3 separate regions of the Homo sapiens genome follow, and regions 2 and 3 are each linked to region 1. The links are chromatin contacts, found by Hi-C in ENCODE. All regions are on one chromosome and are shown on one strand. The core of a region is the stretch at or near the end of the contact, and the rest is flanking DNA. Distances in the headings are between cores, read along the strand shown. Region 1 has its middle 23 kb from the start of SCYGR1. Region 2 has its middle 23 kb from the start of DAW1. Region 3 overlaps RHBDD1 (rhomboid domain containing 1).

Region 1 (3,036 bases), core at 97-2,596:
GCTTGTTTAAGTTGTAACCCTCAAGAAGGTTTCCTCTGTTTTTATATATATATATATTTGCCATCCCTTCTGTTTTCCTAAATTCTACCTAGGTAGAAAACTGAGATGGTTTCAAGAATGAAACACACTCTACTCGACAATTCTTTAGCTCTTGCATTTGACAAAAGGGATCAAGTTCTAGAGGATAGACCCTCTAGAGGCAGTAAATGCTCAACTATTTACTAAGTGTGTGACCTTGAGGAAGTTATGTCACCTCCTTTGTTACTCCCTGGGTTCTTCATCTGTAGAATGATGCCACTAACACCTACCTGTGTCACATGTATAGTGTATGCACAGGGTCTGACACAGTGCCTGGCAATAGTAGAGGTCCCCTATTTGTTTAACAGATTTTTTTTTTGTGCACTCAGAAATGGGACAGATACTGTTTCGGGCACTGAGGATACAGCAGTAAATGAATCAGACAGATCCTGCGCTCAGGGGGCTCACATTCTAGGGCAGGGGGGAGGTAAGTGTTGGTGGGGGAAAAGACAGGAAAGATAAAGCCAGATAAGAGCATAAAGATGAATGGGGTAGAAGTGACGGTGTTTTAGCTGTGGGGATCAGAGAAGACTCCCATAAGGTGAACAGGAGTAGGAGTCAAAGATATTCATTCCTCTATTCCTTTGCTCCTCTGCAGGGAGAAATCCTACTTCCCGTGGTTACTAGGGAGAATGCCTCACTCTAACTCATTTCTGTCTGGGTGGGAGCAGTGCCAACAGAAATAAGAGATGGGTTTCAGGAGGCTCTGGCCTTGATAGGCATATGTCATCCCACCCAGGGAGTGCAATGCAAGGTCTTGTTGGTTTCTTTATTCCATAATAGTTGATATGCAAACTAGATTAGGCACTGAGAAATGCTTCTGTGTGGCCGGGCGCGGTGGCTCATGCCTGTAATCCCAGCACTCTGGGAGGCTGAGGCGGGCAGATCACTTGAAGTCAGGAGTTCGAGACCAGACTGGCCAAGATGGCAAAACCCCGTCTCTACTAAAAATACAAAATTAGCTGGATGTGGTGGCACACACCTGTAATCCCAGCTACTCGAGAGGATGAGGCTTGAGAATCTCTTGAACCCGGGAGGCAGATATTGCAGTGAGCCAAGATGGTGCCACTGCATGACAGCCTGGGTGACAGAGCAAGACTCCGTCTCAAAGAAAAAGAGAAAAGAAAAAGAAAAAAAGAAATGCTTCTGTGTAATGGAACTTCTGTTTGGGGAGCAATAGGTAAAAATAAAACCCTAGGAAATCCCCAGGTCTCTCTCAATGGGTTTGAGGTAAGAGTTGGCAGGTTGGTTTCGCCTCTGCTTGCCTGTGGGCAGAAAACCAAATGAATCAAAAGGCAGCCAGAATGGAATAACTAGCACCTTAAGATGACACCAGGAAACCTTGAGGGTTTCGCAGGCCCTCAGGATCTAAGCAGACAGTATGACTAATTTGTCTGTGCCCTAGACTTAGCTGCCTGTCTTCCCACACTTGTGGCTTCTCCTGAAAGAGCAGGAATGGCTGTGTTGAGTTGTTGCCCTGCAAGGTTGGACTTGAATAAAATTCAAAACACTTCACATCTTTGGGACTTAATAGTTTTTCTGAAGTAAGCTCCATACAGTTTCTCCTGTATAGTCAATGGGAGGGAATAAGGAAGAATGGGATATGTCTCCCTCCAAGAACCCAGGCACATTGCGTAGCATTAATAGACCCAAACAAAAGGATTCCCCTTCTTTCTCCAGAATCCCTCTTCAGCTGCACAGCTTGCAGCCACGAGAAGGTGAGTCTCTGTTGTGGAGAGAGACACATTTGGCTGACTAGGGGTACTGAGAATTGTCAACCTATAAATAAAGCATTCAGTCAGAAATTGTTAAACTCAGAAAAGCAGCTGAGAAATTAGTAACGGTGTTACTACGTTAAGATTTAAAGAGCTGGCCAGGCACGGTGGCTCACACCTATAATCTCAGCACTTTGGGAGGCCAAGGCGAGTGGATCACCTGAGGTCAGGAGTTCGAGACCAGCCTGCCCAATGTGGTGAAACCCCGTCTCTACTAAAAATACAAAAATTAGCCAAGTGTGGTGGCACATGCCTGTAATCCCAACTATTCAGGAGGCTGAAGCAGGAGAATCGCTTGAGCCTGGGAAGCAGAGGTTGCAGTGAGCTGAGATTGTGCCACTGCACTCCAGCCTGGGTGACAGAGCAAGAGACCATCTCAAAAAAAAAAGAAAAAAAAAATTAAAGAGCAAAGCAAGGCATGTGCCCGTAGTGCCAGCTACTCTGGAGGCTGACATGGGAGGATGCTTTGAGCCCAAGAGTTTGAGACCAGCCTGGGCAATATAGCAAGACCCTATCTCTAAAACAAAATTAAATTTAAATTTAAAAATATTTATGGAGCTGAGGGTTTTTAGAAGTATTTTACCAACTTACAAATTCTTACAATTTAGCAGCTCCAACACAGGCAGAGGGCAGATACACAAGAATCACTGCCAGTCACGAGGCTGAGGAGAATTTCAACACTGGTATGCATCTGTTCCTGAGGCCAATCCCTTAGCAAGGAAATCAGACACTTCTTTCAGATGCCTAAAAGTATCAAACACAAATATTTATGCGTCCAGGTATTAAAATTCATCAAAGGACCTTTCAAGTCGTTATACTAGCTGCTGTTGTTCTGTTCAACTCTAAGTTTCAGGAGCTTAACAAGTGTGTCCCAGACCCAGCCAATTCCCTAGACCACCCAATGTACCCGCAGTGGCCAAATGTCCCCTCTTGGGGTGTGGCCAGTGAGATTCTCAACTAACTTTTCTTCTATGTCTTAATAACACAAGACCTTCTATCCCTCCTTTTTTTTTTTTTTTTTTTTTTGAGATGAATCTCACTTTGTCGCCCAGGCTGGAGTGCAGTGGTGTGATCTCGGCTCACTGCAACCTCTGCCTCCCAGGTTCAAGCCAGTCTCCTGCCTCAGCCTCCCGACTAGCTGGGATTACAGGTGTGCGCCATCATGCCTGGCTAATATTTGTAT
Region 2 (3,268 bases), core at 388-2,887, 440 kb before region 1:
AGCAAATCAAATACAGGACACCCCAGCAGCTTTGAATTTCAGCTAGACAGCACGTGGGGTTTTTTTGTTTGTTTGTTTTTAAGTGGGCTCCAAATATTGCCTGGGACATAATAGCACTAAAAAAAATATGTTGTTCATCTGAAATTTGAAGTTAATGAGGTATCCTCTATTTTATTCTATCTGGCAAGCTTCCTTAGGGATTATACCTATTCCAACCAGCCAGATGGGGAAAAGATCATGAGTAATCATACTCTAGGGAGTATTTATGGTCCTGGCCAGGATGCATTTACTCATCAAGAATCAATTTGCTTCCCACTCTGGCCAGTTTTCTCTCACATCCCTCCACCAGCCACGCCTGTTTCTTCTAATCTGCTTTAATCATATTGCCACTCTTTTTATCATCCTCCCAAACTCCTCAATGTGTCCTGGGAGTCCCTGCCCCTAACCTAACTGGGCAGCCTCATTTATTCCTCACTCTTCTCTTCCCCAACTCCTGACGCCTTTCTTCCACACCTCATAGAAATTGCTGAGGAAAAGAGTCAAACTCTAAAATATCTGAAGAGATTTACTCTGAGCCAAATATGAGGGACCAATGGTCTGTGACACAGCCCTCAGGAGATCTCAAGAACTTGTGCCCAAGGTGGTCGAGGCACGGCCTAGTTTTATAAATTCAAGGGAGACAGGAGACATTAATCAAATACATGTAGATGTACATTGATTCAGTCCGGAAAGCCAGGATAACTCGAAGCAGTGGGGCTTCCAAGTTATAGGTAGATTTAAAATTTTTCTGATGGACAATTGGTTGAAAGAGTTATTATCTAAAGACCTGGAATCAATAGAAACAAGTGTCTGGTTTAGGATGATAAGGGGTCGTGAAGACCAAAGTTTTATCAATCAGATGAAGCCTCTAAGTAGCAGGCTTCCAAGAGAATAGATTGTAAATATTTCTTACCAGACTTCAAGGTCTGTGTCGATATTAATGCTGGTTGGCTTTTCCTGAATTCCAAAAGGAAGGAGGGTGTAATGTGGCATGTCCAACCCTCCCTTCACATTATGGCTTGAACCAACTTTGGAATGCCCTTGTCTGAGAAGAGGGGTCCATTCAGATGGTTGGCGGGGCCTTGTAATTTTATTTTTGGTTTACAAACTCTTTGAGCCAAAATGGAGTTCTTCTGTGCCTCAGTAATTGCTCAGAGAGGGAGGAAGGTCATGACTGAAATGGGCTGATTGTCACTTAAATTAACACCCAGTGCCCCACCAGGAGAAGGACCGAAAGCAAATCTTCCAACTTTCCTATGAAATCCCTGATTCCTTTTCCTCTGTCGATGGATTCTGGGTCCAGGGTCTTTAACTGGCTTGAGTAATTTTTGTTAGCATCTCCAAAAAGGTAAAAGAGAAACTGAGTATAGACAATACTGCAAAAATATAAATTCATTTAAGGGAGGGTGGTTTTTAGGCTTCCGTTCAAGAAAAATAGTCTGACCCAGTTTTCAACTAGGTCAAGATGTGGTAGACTGAGTTAAATCATGAAAGGCCCAAATTACCCTAGAGCAGAGGAAGATTTTTGTGAAGTCACTTCCTTGCTGCTTCATTTGCTGGAGTGAAACTTGCCTTTCCAGTCGAGTGAGTATGGTACCATGAGGGGGCGAGGGAAAATGAACTCATAACTTTAACAACCCTCTTCTTGCAATTTCCCATCCTCCTCCCAACTTTTACCAGGCTCACCATTCCTTTCTGCAATAGTTGGTTTTTCCCTGTTTTAATGAGTTGGAATGACCCCCTTTTCATCTCTTCCTTCCGCCTTTTCTTTTATTCTTAGCAGAGTAAGAGGGAAAGAGACTTGCAAGTTAGAACACGTAACAGTGTTCACTTTTTTCTTCTTCCTTATTTTCTCTGGCATCATAACTCTTACAAAGTTTTTGGTTCTTTCGCGTGAGTATTTACCTTAGCCTGTTTAAATGATCAAACTATTAAGATTCCTCTTATGCCATTCTAGTTTCTCTTATAAAGGCTTTTCCCATCACTTGGTTTTGTTGATCTTTGAAATTTGAGCCCTTTTGATTTCCTGCAAATGTTTGCTCTTTTAAGAAAGAGAAATAAAAATAAGCCACATTTTATTTTTGCCCCATGAACTTCTAATTTTCATGTTTCTATTAAACATTTCTGATCATTTCTCTTTTTTTCTGCTAAAACTTTTTTACTTTTCTCTCATTTATCTCTCCCCTTTTTCATCTAAGAGAGATCTTAAGAACGCAGCTTCCAAAGTCTTCTTTGCTTATTTCTTCCCTTTCACACTGCAATGCTTCCCGATACTTTTATCTTTTTATGTCTTTAATCTCTTTTCTCTGTTTCCCTCCTGACTCATTCCCTTCTCTCTCTTCCCCTTTGTATCTGTGCCTCAATTTTCTCAAGTTTTCCTTAGTTTTCTCTTCTTTTCTTTACATCTTCCTTGGTTTTTCCGTTAGTTTGTATTTCCTTGTTCTAAGGGAGAAGGAGGGATATCTTTTTTTTTTTTTTTTTTTTTTTTTTTTGAGACGGAGTCTCGCTCTGTTGCCAGGCTGGAGTGCAGTGGCGAGATCGCGGCTCACAGCAAGCTCCGCCTCCCGGGTTCACGCCGTTCTCCTGCCTCAGCCTCCCGAGTAGCTGGGACTACAGGCGCCCGCCACCATGCCCGGCTAATTTTTTGTATTTTTAGTAGAGACGGGGTTTCACTGTGTTAGCCAGGATGCTCTCGATCTCCTGACCTCGTGATCCGCCCGCCTCGGCCTCCCAAAGTGCTGGGATTACAGGCGTGAGCCACCGCGCCCGGCCGGAGGGATATCTTAGATATTCCTTTTTACTTCATAACAAAAATGTTCTTGCTTCCAAAAACTCTCCAGTAAATCTTCTAAACATGAACAGAACATATTCTGGCCTCTGACCTGCTTTGGGGGCCCCATTTCTTAAACCCTCACACTCACCTGGAGGGCCGGAGTAGAGGGAAGAATTGCAGTGCCGAAGGAGTGAAATAGACAAAGAAGACTTTAGCGTGAGTCTTGCCTCTGCCTAGACAGCTCTTTCCTTCTCTGCTAATTTCCTATTTTCCCTCTAAGACTTATCCATGGAGTGAGGACTTATTCTCACCTTCCTAGCCCTGTTGGCCAAATCTCATTTAACTTCATTATCACTCTAAATTCAAGGTGGGATTGTAAATTTGATCTTTTAAAAATTTTTTCAGTTACAGCAACATATGGAAGAATGCATAAAATAAATATACAGAATATTGAAT
Region 3 (3,272 bases), core at 65-2,564, 510 kb after region 1:
GTTCAAGAAAAGGTAAAATAGTCTCAGAAGACTTCCCATGAATAAAAGATGAAATAGTGGAACTCAGTCTATAAAACAAGTGTTTGCAAACCAGTTTTCTTACAAGTCAAAATGAGAATCGCATTGAAAATTAAGAGGTCTAAAAAATACAAGTATTTCTAAATGAAATATTTTCATTGAGTATCAATTTGAAGGGAAAAACAAAATTAAAAAAAGCAGGAGCTAAGCTTCAAGCAATAACAGACTTGGTTTCGCCATGCATGAATATATGGCTCATCCACCAAGGACCCGGTCATCAGTCTGAATTCTTTAAAATACTGGCCATGCACTTCAGTCCAGGCTTTGTTTTCTTTTTCACCTTTGCCTTGCACGTATATTAATTCATGGACTATTATAGAAGAATGCATTATTTTAAAGGCACTTTAGTTCTCTGCATTCTTTAGGAAATCGTGGTTTTCTGCGGGTAGCATTAAGGTTGAGGGTATAAATATATACTGATATTTGTCCCCTAAGAAAGTATCAGATTCGAAATTTAAGTTTGCAGCCTCTTTTGTGGAGCAATGTAAGGAACTGCACTGGTTGTTTTACCTTTCGGTTTAAAAAGAAAAACAGGCATATTAGGGAATTCTTGAGCTGAACCACAGGGAAACTTGGGGTTGCTTCTGTTCACATTAAAATTAACATGAACTTCCAAGCTGTTGTCATGCCAAAGGTGTTTTATTCTGTACCTGCACATGCTTCCATGATTTTCTTCAGAGGCCCTTGAGTGTACATTAGTCCAACAAGAATCCCAGCCAGATGCCCAGCGAAGGAAGTCCTAGGAGGGAAGGAGACCCTTTGTGAGTGTTTGTTCTGCTGCTGATTAGAGACATTCTGTCTTCTCATTAGCCCAGTGCATGTCAAATAGTCACAGTCTGCAGGCTTTGTTCCACATCAAGTCTTTTATGCTAAGCAGCATTTAACTCAGTCCAAAGAACAACATCTCCTACCTTAAAAAAAAGTACAATGAATAACAACCACCACATGTTTAAAACGCAACACCCCTCCTTAACCAGGGGAAGTGGGTTGTCTCCTCCAGAGCAGTGGAAGCATTTGGTCAAGACAAGTCATTACATCGCTTTCCGTTTTTTTTCTGTACCTCTTATCACAAAACATAAATAAAATCAGTTTTCTCTGTTTGGCATTAAATCTGGAATTATCCAGCCATTGTGAGGGATGATGTCTATCTGTGTTATGGCAGGGCAGACTGCTGCAGTTTTCTACACCATGGATGAGTGAAGCAGAGAGCAAGTGAAACTCAGCAAAAGGAACTGAGATGCCCACCTGCATCCACCAAAGTTGTCTTCATGTGTATGTTTCAGTCACTCAGAACAAAGAAACATACATTTAAATTTCAAACTTGAAAGATGAGTTAGGGCATGAAAGTGTTTGCGTTAGGGCATGACAGTGGTTTAACTCTTCTTAAACTGGCATCTAAAACCAGCAATTACTTGTAAGATTTATTTTCAGAGGTCTACTTTGACCCAAGTGGCAACACTCTTTGTGGAGTTCCCTGGCTGAATGACCTCCCAACCAGCCTGAGTTTAAGAAATTACTGGCGATTCTCAAAAACCTCTGCTGTTACCACAAAGGGGGGGGTCCTACACAACGAGTTGTTCTTTAAGCACTTGACCTCAATTTCCAGCTGCCCGCCACCCTCTAGACACCCCCGCGCACACATGCACACATCCACTAGCACCTTAAACTAGACTTTTCTGGGGTGCCACTCCCACTTCCCGTTTGTAATGCCTCTCATACCCCTCCCAGCCTTCCCATTCCTACTGCCACAACCATGCTTACTGCCATCTGGACTATTTGGAAATGCCCAGTGTTGGGCACAGAGTGAACCCCAGATGAATGTGTGTTGAATGAATAAAATAAATGAAAGAAAATCATCCAGCTGGTCTCCCTGCAAGCCAGCTCTTGCTCTCCAGTGCATCCCACACACGGCCATCAGTTATCCTCCTGAGGCAGAAGGCAAGTGGTGTCATTGCCATCCTCTGAAATCCACTGGTTCTCACAGAATACTCCGGTGTGTGTTTAAGCCCTTCCAACACTTGGCCTTGCCCATCTCTGCAAAGTCAGAGGGTGGAGACCTCATCGTCTACTACCTCCATTCCCACATGCCCCACTGTCACATCCCCCAAGCACTCTCTGACCATAGGCTAAGCCAAACAGCACCTCTGTCAAAAAATGCCACCCCAGTTGAAGAGCCGTTCTTTCCTTCTCCTGCCTCCCCTCAGAGCTGAGGCTCCTACCTTATTCTGGCACGAAGCCAGTCTGCTGGTGGCACAGTACTTACACGTCTGCCTGCCTGTCCGTCTCTCTCTGTCACACACAAACTCCCTGAGGGCAGCAATGGTGTCTCATTCATACATTATACAAAATTAGAAGCTTAAAAAAAAAAAAAAGCCAAGCAAATGAACGCATTCCCACAGCCTGGAATAGTGACCTCTCATTCCAGAAGGTGGGAAACTGAAAGTTATGAAAGAGCCTGATGGAGACTCCAAGAACATAGCCTTTATGTGGCTTTTACATATGTATTCCAAACACCCAGGACAGGGCCAGGCACATGAGAGGCACTCAAGGATATGTTGAGTAAATGGCTCAAGTGTGCCAGGACCGTTTCACCAAGACCAACAGGAGGTAAGTTAAAACCACTAGATGTTCAGCTCAGGGTGCTTGCTGAGCCACGGCAATCACAGAGCTAAGAATCCGCCATTTGGTAACCTACACGAGACTCAGAGTCAAAACCAATACATTTCGCCTACTATGGCAGCAGCCTAGGGGAGATTCCCTGAAACACCACAAGCAAGATGGTTCTGAGTAATTTTCTTTGTCTCCAAGCTATGAAAAGACTCGCTGGCTCTCAGGAAAAGAACATGCAATGAGGAACACTTGAAAGAAAGAGACAAACAGGAGCCTTGTAAAGAGAACAGCATTGATGCTTGTTCCCATTAGCTGACTAAATGACACTATTGCCCAGACAAGCCCTCACATACATGCACACGTGCTAAAAGTCATGGCACATGCATGCGCGTGCACACACACACAGACACGCACACACACCACATACACGATCATCCCCTCAGGAGAGCATTATTTTCATCAGATATATCTACTGAAACAGGAGTTCCCTGACCCCCCTCCCCCCCCGCTTGCAGGATGTGCCACAGTGGTGTAACTTGTCTGTTTGGTGACCGTGCATGCTTAAACCCCTTACGGGAAGGGGA

The links. A loop is a pair of places that touch in the nucleus more often than their neighbours do. Pooled maps may share reads with other maps.
Region 2: a loop to region 1 is called in a map of GM12878, with 2.3 times the contacts of the local background. The contact joins two enhancer-like sites. A Hi-C loop is called at or near these places in 1 of 168 maps with a recorded cell type or tissue (GM12878), 3 of 37 single-sample maps with no recorded cell type and 3 of 50 pooled maps.
Region 3: a loop to region 1 is called in a map with no recorded cell type, with 14 times the contacts of the local background. The contact joins two enhancer-like sites. A Hi-C loop is called at or near these places in 2 of 37 single-sample maps with no recorded cell type and 3 of 50 pooled maps.

Annotation. Positions count from the first base shown.
Region 1 is chr2:227,409,866-227,412,901 of GRCh38, reverse strand. No RefSeq gene overlaps it. Among named protein-coding and RNA genes, the nearest start is that of SCYGR1, 23 kb to the right of the region's middle. RefSeq lists an enhancer at 1,093-1,292. Within about 2 kb of position 1,346, at least 4 of the 41 ENCODE cell types and tissues checked have a DNase peak (open chromatin) inside an H3K27ac peak, as active enhancers do; they include GM12878, where a contact is called at or near this core.
Region 2 is chr2:227,847,125-227,850,392 of GRCh38, reverse strand. No RefSeq gene overlaps it. Among named protein-coding and RNA genes, the nearest start is that of DAW1, 23 kb to the left of the region's middle. Within about 2 kb of position 1,637, at least 3 of the 41 ENCODE cell types and tissues checked have a DNase peak (open chromatin) inside an H3K27ac peak, as active enhancers do; they include GM12878, where a contact is called at or near this core.
Region 3 is chr2:226,904,338-226,907,609 of GRCh38, reverse strand. RHBDD1 (rhomboid domain containing 1) reads right to left here. Exons shown (of 9, transcript NM_001167608.3): 6 at 729-817. Among named protein-coding and RNA genes, the nearest start is that of RHBDD1, 70 kb to the right of the region's middle. RefSeq lists a silencer at 2,614-2,763. Within about 2 kb of position 1,314, at least 3 of the 41 ENCODE cell types and tissues checked have a DNase peak (open chromatin) inside an H3K27ac peak, as active enhancers do.